Linked DNA regions of Homo sapiens: region 2 is linked to region 1. A link is an interaction called in ENCODE POLR2A ChIA-PET data of the cell type or tissue named here. Cell type or tissue: OCI-LY7. All regions are shown on one strand. Links, peaks and the distances in the headings refer to the core of each region. The heading gives the core; the rest is flanking DNA. Region 1 overlaps LOC107984545 (a long non-coding RNA gene). Region 2 overlaps SNRPF-DT (SNRPF divergent transcript).

Region 1 (4,400 bases), core at 99-4,098:
CACTAGCATAGTTATAATGAAAAAGACAATAAAAAGGGACACATTTTACTAAGCAGGTTGTGAAAAGCACATGACTGTGATTGGAGAGGAACTGAGGGGCTGGCTAAACCAGAGCTAAATGGCCTCAGGGATTTGCAGTGACCACCCAGCGGAGGACAGGGCACCAGCAACAACATGAGGACTGGGACACATGGTGGACTGAGGCTTATTAACTATTGTGATTATTGGCTGGGTGTGGTGGCTCATGCCTGTAATCCTAGCACTTTGGGAGGCTGAGGTGGGCGGATTGCCTGAGCTCAGGAGTTCGAGACCAGCCTGGACAACATGGCGAAACCCCGTCTCTACTAAAAATACAAAAAATTTACCAGGTATGGTGGTGCATGCCTGTAAGCTATTCGGGAAGCTGAGGTATGAAAATCACTTGAACCTGGGAGGTGGAGGCTGTGGTGAGCCGAGATCGCACCACTGCACTCCAGTCTGGGCAACAGAGCAAGAATCTGTCTCAAAAAAGCAAAAATAAAAACAAAAACAATAAACAAAACAAACCAAAAATAATTATTTGATTATTAATAATAATCATTTTCTGCGAATATACCAAAAAAGTTTAAAAAAAGAAAAAAAAGAAAATTTTAAGGCTCAGACTAAACTAGCCCTTCCTTAAAGAGGAGTAGGAGAACACCTTTATTTTTTTCTTTTTTTATTTTTTAATGGAACGCTTCACGAATTTGTGTGTCATCCTTGTGCAGGGCCCATGCTAATCTTCTCTGTATCATTCCAATTTTACTATATGTGCTCATTGTACAGACAGAAACTCTATTTGTTCCCCAGGCTGGTCTCAAAATCTTGGCCTGAAGCTATCCTCCTGCCTTGGCCTCCCAAAATGCTGTGATTACAGACATGAGCCACCATGCCCGGCCTGGGAAGAGCTTTAAAATGAAATTTAAGGGACACCTAAAGCTTCTGTTTATCTAAATTTTTCTCTCTAGAGAGGGAAAAATAAATTTCTCAGCCAGGCACTGTGGCTCACACCTGTAATCCCAACATTTTGGAAGGCCAAGTGGGGGCAAATCACTTGAGTTCAGGAGTTCAAAACCAGCCTGAGCAACATGGTGAAACCCCATCTCTACAAAAAAAATACAAAAATTAGACAGGCATGGTGGCACATGTCTGTAGTCTCAGCTACTCAGGATGCTGAGATGGGAGGATGGCTTGAGCCTGAGAGGCAGAGGTTGCAGTGAGCCAAGATAGCACCACTGCACTACACTCTGGGTGACAGAACCAGACTGTCTCAAATAAATAAATAAGTTCCCTATCTCATTGTCTTGCCACTGTAACTGAAGATTCCACTTTGCATGAATCCCATATCTCCAAAATCCCTGATTAAAATGTAAATTTAGGCATTTATGCTATAATATGCTGTATGCATTCATGAAAAACGTCACATCCTGCAAAATTGTGTGCACTGAAATTAATAGGACTTATAGGAAAAGTAGTGTGAGGGCAGACCACGGAAAACCTATGCCACTTTGTAACCAGAGCACAAAAGGAAAATAATAATTGGTATGGCAGGAGAAACTTAGATAGTCCAGGCAGCCGGTTGTGGCCAGAGACCGCTTCAGGAGATATGAAAAAAAAAAAAAAATCAACAGAGTATAAATGCAAACTTATGGGTACTGAGATAATGTGGATGGAAGTGGAGCTCCTTGCCAGTGAGTTCAACTTTAAGGTGGGCAGGGAAGGAAGTGAAACCTGCCAGAATCAGAGAGCCGTGGAAGACTGGGAGTGCACCATTCTGGGGAGGGAGGCTTTGCTACTAGTGCTCATTTTTAATGTTTGAGTTTTTAAAAAAGAGTTGACCCCATGGTGCACGTCTCTACTCCCAGCACTTTGGGAGGATGAAGTGGGAGGATCACTTGAGCCCAGGAGTTCAAGATCAGCCTAGGAAACATAGTGAGAGCTCCCCCATCCTCTCACCACCTGTCTCTACAAAAAAATAAAAAATTAGCCAGGCGTAGCGGCACATGCCTATTGTCCCAGCTCCTCAGGAGGCTGAGGTGGGAGGATCTCTTAAGCCTTGGGACGTAGAGGCTGCAGTGAGCAGTGTGCACCACTGCACTCCAGCCTGGGCAACAGAATGAGACCCTGTCTCAAAAAAAAAAAAAAAAAAAAAAAAGACAAGCCAATGTAAAATGTAAAAATGGGCAAATGATTTGGATAGACACTTCTACCAAGAATATATACAAATGGGCCAGGCACGGTGGCTCACGCCTGTAATCCTAGCACTTTGAAAGGCCGAGGCGGGTGGACCAGATCACCTGAGGTCAGGAGTTCAAGACCAGCCTGGTCAACAGGGCGAAACCCCGTCTCTACTAAAAGTACAAAAATCAGCCAGTCATGTTGGCGGGTGCCTGTAATCCCATCTCCTCATGAGGCTGAGGCAGGAGAATTGCTTGAATCTGGAGGGCGGAGTTTGCAGTGAACTGAGGTCATATCACTTCACTCCAGCCTGGGTAAAAGAGTGAAACTCTGTCTCAAAAAAAAAAAAAAAAAGAATATATACAAATGGTCACTAACACATGAAGAGATGCTCAATGGCATGAGTCATCAGATAAATGCAAATCAAAACCACAAAGAGATACCACTTCATATCCAGTAGGATAGTTATAATGAAAAAGACAAGAAACAGTGTTGATGAGGATATGGAGAAATTAAAAGCCTCATACACTGCTGGTGGGAATGTAGTATCGTGCAGTTCCTTTTGAAAACAGTCTGGCAGTTTATCAACTGTGCTATATAGTCTGAATGTGTTCCTTCAAAATTCGTATGTTGAAACTTAACTGCCAATGTCATAGTATGATTGGAGCCTTAAGGAGGTGATTAAATCATTAGGGCAGAGCCATCATGAGGGGGATCAGTGCCTTATAAAAGAGGCTTCAGGGATCCCCCTTGCCTTTTCTGCCATGTGAGGACACAGCAAGAGGTGTCACGTTTGAAGCAGAGTAAGCCCTCATCAAACTTCTTTTTTTTTTTGAGCTGGAGTCTCACTTTGTCACCCAGGCTGGAGTGCAGTGGCACAATCTCAGCTCACTGCAACCTCTGCTTCCCGGATTCAAGCGATTCTCTTGCCTCAGCCTCCCGAGTAGCTGAGATTACAGTCATGCACCACCACTCCTGGCTAATTTTTGTATTTTTAGTAGAGATGGGGTTTCACCATGTTGGCCAGCCTGGTTTCAAACTCCCGCCTCAGCCTTCCAAAGTGCTGGGATTACAGGTGTGAGCCACTGTGCCCGGCCCTCATCAAACATTGAATCTCATGGTGAATTGATCTTGGACTTCCCAGTTTCCAGAACTGTGAAAAAATGAATTTCTGTTCTTTATATATTACCCAGTCTAAGGCATTTTGTTAACAGCAGCCCAAACAGACGAAGATACCTAGCAATGGTACTCTTATATAGATACCCAAGAGAAATGAAAAGATGTCCACAACAAAAGTTGCACAGGAATGTTCACAGGAGTATCATTCACAACAGTCAAAAAGTAGAAACAACCCAAATGTCCACCAATTGATGAGTAGATAAGCAAAATGTGGCATATCCATACAATTGAATATATATATTTTTAATTCTTTTTGAGACATGGTCTCACTCTGTCCCCCAGGCTATAGTGTGGTGGCACGATCTTGGCTCACTGCAGCCTCGACTTCCCAGCCTCAAGTGATCCTCCCAACTAAGCCCTCCAAGCAGCTGCAACTATAGGCGTGCGCCACCATGCCCAGGTAATTTTTGTGTTTTTTTGTAGAGACAGGATCTCACCATGTTGTCCATGCTGGTCTTGAACTCCTGAGCTCAAGCAATCTGCCTGCCTTGGCCTCCCAAGGTGCTGGGATTATAGGTGTGAGCCACCATGCCTGGCCACAGCAGAATATATTCAGCCTCAAAACAGAAAGAAGTATTGATATATGCTACAACGTAGATGAACTTTGAAAACATTATGCTAAGTGAAAGGAAGCAGACATAAAGCCACAAATTGCATGGCTCCATTTATATGAAATATACAGAATAGGCAAATCCATTGAGACAGAAAGTAAATAAGTGGTTTCCAGGGATTGAGGGAGGGAGAAATGGAGAATGACTGCTAATCAGTAAAGGGTTTCTTTTTGGGTTGATGAAAATGTTGTGTAATTAGGTAGTAGTGACGGTCGTATGACCTGTAATATACTGAAACCACAGAAATGTAAACTTTAAAATGGTGAATCTTACATGCGAATTATCATAATTGTTTTAAAGGAGTACTGAAGAATCTCAGCCAGTTCCAGCTTCCACCCATACCCATCTAGAGATATGAACTGCCAAAGATCAGCTCCTCGAAAACATCTGAGCACCTTAAAAATTACCTACCTC
Region 2 (4,400 bases), core at 213-4,212, 370 kb after region 1:
TCATTCCCTTTCTCAATCAGCTCTCCTCCTATCCCAACCCATGACCCTCTCCTACCCTTACCCCAGGAACACTAACAGAGCAGGGATGTTTCTGTATAATCCATTCAAGAAATTGCACAAGATCACCTAAGAAGAGGCTGCTATAGTCTGAATGTTTGTGTTCCTCCAAAATTCATGTGTTGAAACCTAACCCCCAAGGTGATGGTATTAGGAGGTGGAAGGTGATTGAGTCACCTCATGAATGGGATTAGTGCCCTTAGTACTGGAGAAAGCCTGTTTGCCCTGTTCACACCCTTCTGCCATGGGAGGATTTCTTGAGAAGGTGTGATTTTTGAAGCAGAGAGGGGACCCTCACCAGACATCTAATCTGCTGCTGCCTTGATGGTGGACTTTTCAGCCTCCAGAACTATGAAGAATAAATTTCTGTTGTTTATAAATTACCTAGTGTAAGGTATTTTGTTATAGCAGCAGGAACAGGAACCTCTGCTTCTAAGACAGAGGCAGAGCCAGGATTTGAAAAATTAGATGCCAGAGCTCCTGGTCATTATTATTGTACTAAACCAGATCATGCAGTAGTAACACTACTGGCAGAAAGCAAAATGCCTTCAAAGCCATTTTCTTAAAATTCTGTCATGAAGCAGCAATTATCCTTCAACTCATTTTTTTTTTTTTTTTTTTTTTTGAGACGGAGTCCCACTCTGTCACCCAGGCTGGAGAGCAGTGGCATGATCTTGGCTCACTGCAACCTCTGCCTCCTGGGTTCAAGCAATTCTTCTGCCTCAGCCTCCTGAATAGCTGGGACTACAGGCATATGCCACCACGCCCGGCTAATTTTTGTAGTAGAGAAGGGGTTTCAATGCATTGACCAGGCTGGTCTTAAACTCCGGACCTTGTGATCCGCCTGCCTCGGCCTCCCAAAGTGCTGGGATTACAGGCGTGAGCCACTGCGCTCAGCCTCAACTCAGTCTTTAACCAAAGGTTGCAACTTTCTTTACCAGCAAAAGCCACCTAAAAATTTTAAAATCACCCACCAGTAAAAAACAAGAAAACAACCAAGATTCTGAACTCTCCAACAATGAAGAATAGAGGAGGGAGAGGGCAGGGTGAACATGTTACTCCCACTAAGCCTCATTCATAAAATGGGAGTAATAATAACACATATCTTAGAAGATTGTGGTAGGATTAAATACATTAATTAAAGCACTCAGAATAATGCTTGACACATCATACGCATTTAATAAAAATTAACTATTATTTATCTTTTTCCTACCAGGTGCAGTGGTGCTTTTTTTCTTTTTTGCTAATTAGCCTAGAGTAAATTGCAATGTGTCTTCAGTTCCTGAAGCCTAAGGATGTGACGTCCAGCAATGTACTCATATTTTTAAAAATTCTATACAACTTATTTGGGTAATTCCATGTTGTGATAGTAATAATGTAATAATACTAACTCACCATAATTTGTTATTTTAACCAGACATTTTTAATTGCTCTAACCAAAGTGAATTAAAAGATTACTGATCATGCTGCAAAAGCAGAATGGTGAAATGATTAGGAGCCTAGACGCTCATGTTCTAACTCTAGGTTAGAATCCCACTCACTAGCAGAGTGATTTTGGGCAAATTATCTATCTTCTTTATGCCTCAGTTTCCTCATCTGTAAATTGGGATACTACGAGTATTTCTCTCAGAGATTTCTTATGAGGACTATATTAGTCTGTTCTCACACTGCTATAAAGAACTACCTGAGACTGGGTAATTTATGAAGACAAGAGGTTTAATTGACTCAGTTCCACAGACGTAACAGGAAGCATGACTGGGAGGCCTCAGAAATCTCACAATCATGGTGGAAGGCAAACGGGAACAGGGACCTTCTTCTCAGGGCAGCAGGAGAGAGAGAGAGCGGGGAGAACCACCACACACTTTTAAACCATCAGATCTCTTGAGAACTCACTCACTATCACGAGAACAGCATGGGAGAATCCGCCCCCATGATCCAATCACCTCTCACACCAGGTCCCTCCCTACACACGTGGGGATCACAATTCGAGACGAGATTTGGGTGGGGACACAGAGTCAAACCATATCAAGGACTAAATGAGTCATCATTGCACATAAAGTTCTAGGAAGAGTGTCTTGCACATAGTATGTACTTATATAAGTTGTTTCTTTTATACTTTTTCCATATAGTTAAGAAAATATATTTTGCCAGTTGATTTTTACAAGTTTATTAGTAAAATGTTCATAGAGAAACATTTACATTTCCTTACTCTAAATGTCCAAAATATATTTAATACTTATTTAACATACTTATTTTACATGGCTGAATATTACATGGTTGAAATTAAAGGCTTTATGTCAGCCTAATTTTAATATATTGTAGTTATTGCTTTAATTGTAATATATTGTAGTATATTGTAATTGTAATATATTGTAGTTATTGCTAATTGTAATATATTGTAGTTATTGCTTTAATTCTATTTTAATCTTTAGATGTTTAGTTAAGATCACTGCCTTTCATTATCTCAGCCTATTTCTTTTCTCAAAATCCATGCATAGGCTTCAATTATAATGTTTATATAATTGACTAGTAAATTCCCTCACTAACAAAGTAAACTATTAGGCTATAACAAATATGATACATACTTAGACTATTTTTATCTTTATATACAGACACTGCTAAATATCATAAATCATAAAGCTTAAAGATTTTTTAAAATACATGTATATATTTTTAATTTTTATGCTTAGCTACCACTATGAGTATTGAAATTAACAACAGCCTCAAATCAAGCAGTGAAAAATGCTAGTGAATGATCACATTTTAATGCTGCTTAATTTTTAGGCTTCTGGTGTGAATTAGCTATGAGATACAGCAATTTAAAGGATAATGACTAAACTCTTTCCTATTTCCTGCTTAATTTCCTTTTAAAGAAAAGTATTGGACTTTAAAAAATATTACTCATTCTTTAAATAAAAAAAACCAAGGAATTAGAATTCTCTTAACAAGTGCATCTTCTAGAGCAGCAGTCTCCAATCTTTTTAGCACCAGGGACTGGTTTCACGGAAGACAATTTTTCCATGGACGGGGTCGGTGGGGGGATGGTTTTGGGATAAAACGGTTCCACCTCAGATCATCAGGCATTAGATTCTCATAGAGAGCCTGCAGCCTAGCTCCCTTGCATGTGCAGTTCACAATAGGGTTTGAATTCCTATGAGAATCTATTGCTGCCACTAATCTGACAGGAGGCGGAGCTCTTGTGGTAATGCTGGCCGGCCACTCACCTCCTGCTGTGCAGGCTGGTTCCTAACAGGCCACGGACCAGGAGTTGGGGACCCCTGTTCTAGAGCAAAGAATTTCAGATGAAGAAATAAGTGACTAAAACAAAAGCACTTTTATAAGTTTAGAAAGGATGGCTCTATATAGATCTACATAAGAAGAAAAAAAATCAATCAAATAGTATCTGTGTCACGTTGATGTATCTTGTTGAACCTTCTAGTCCCATCCCAATGTTTAGCATCGTAAACACACATGCAGGCCAGGTGTAGGTGGCATTGGGGCAGCACTACAGTGACAAGAGCACCTTGGGAAGTACCATAAGCAGAGAATGTTTGCGTTTGGGTCACTCCCAGGAAAGTTGCAGAGACATAATAGAAAAAAGCTAAAACTACAAAGGCATTTTTTTAAAAAAGGTTAACTTATTATTATTATTTTTAAATTTTACTTTAAGTTCTGCGATACGTGTGCAGAACATGCAGGTTTGTTACATACATTTGTATGTGCCATGGTGGTTTGCTGCACCTATCAACCTGTCATCTAGGTTTTAAGCCCCACATGCATTAGGTTATTTGTCCTAATGCTCTCCCTCCCCTTGCCCCCAAGCCCCCAACAGGCCCTGGTGTGTGATGTTTAAAATGATTAACTTATAAAGAAACCAAAGTGATCAGCTTTCATATTTATAATTATAGAAAACATTAAACTCACATTGCTAAGGGTGTAGTTAAGACTTTCTTCATCTTCAGCTATGTCCTTTTAGGGAACTGAACATTTTTTAATTTTTTATACAAAATTTAAAAACTCTCCTTATTTAAAATTGATTGACTACCCAAAAATGTGTCTTTCTTTGCTTCCATTCCATGATTTATAAAGAATTAGCTTTAGTACTCTTTTTAGAGTGTAGGTTGAAAAGGCATTTTATTTTCCACCTCAGAGTAATTTTTAAACCACATCAATTATTTTTCATGTGCAGCCGTTTTTATCCACAAATTATTGCCTTAGGCATTTTTACTTTACCACACATTTCAGAAGAGAAGGAATGAAGGGGAACCAGCTAATCTACAAATGTTCACCTACAGTAGATCAGGCCAAAAAAAGGAGAGAAGAATATGACCCAAAGCTTCTTC

What was found. Peaks named below come from ENCODE experiments on the same cell type or tissue, not always from the same donor. Only the 100,000 strongest peaks of a DNase experiment are listed, where the experiment ranks them.
Region 2: POLR2A ChIA-PET joins it to region 1 with 6 read pairs; 2 of 35 experiments call an interaction of 5 or more read pairs at or near these places.

Annotation. Positions count from the first base shown.
Region 1 is chr12:95,438,036-95,442,435 of GRCh38, forward strand. LOC107984545 (a long non-coding RNA gene) reads right to left here. Exons shown (of 7, transcript XR_001749267.2): 3 at 4,398-4,400. It also overlaps the pseudogene RNU6-735P. Among named protein-coding and RNA genes, the nearest start is that of METAP2, 34 kb to the right of the region's middle. In OCI-LY7, for the core only: CTCF peaks have their summits at 1,935 and 2,143; DNase peaks (open chromatin) are centred at 1,746, 2,006 and 2,666; H3K4me3 peaks cover 2,150 bases; H3K27ac peaks cover 3,338 bases.
Region 2 is chr12:95,806,297-95,810,696 of GRCh38, forward strand. The region is part of intron 2 of SNRPF-DT (SNRPF divergent transcript); the gene reads right to left. The region is part of intron 1 of LINC02410 (long intergenic non-protein coding RNA 2410); the gene reads left to right. Among named protein-coding and RNA genes, the nearest start is that of LINC02410, 5.4 kb to the left of the region's middle. In OCI-LY7, for the core only: no CTCF peak of the experiment used is centred there; no DNase peak of the experiment used is centred there.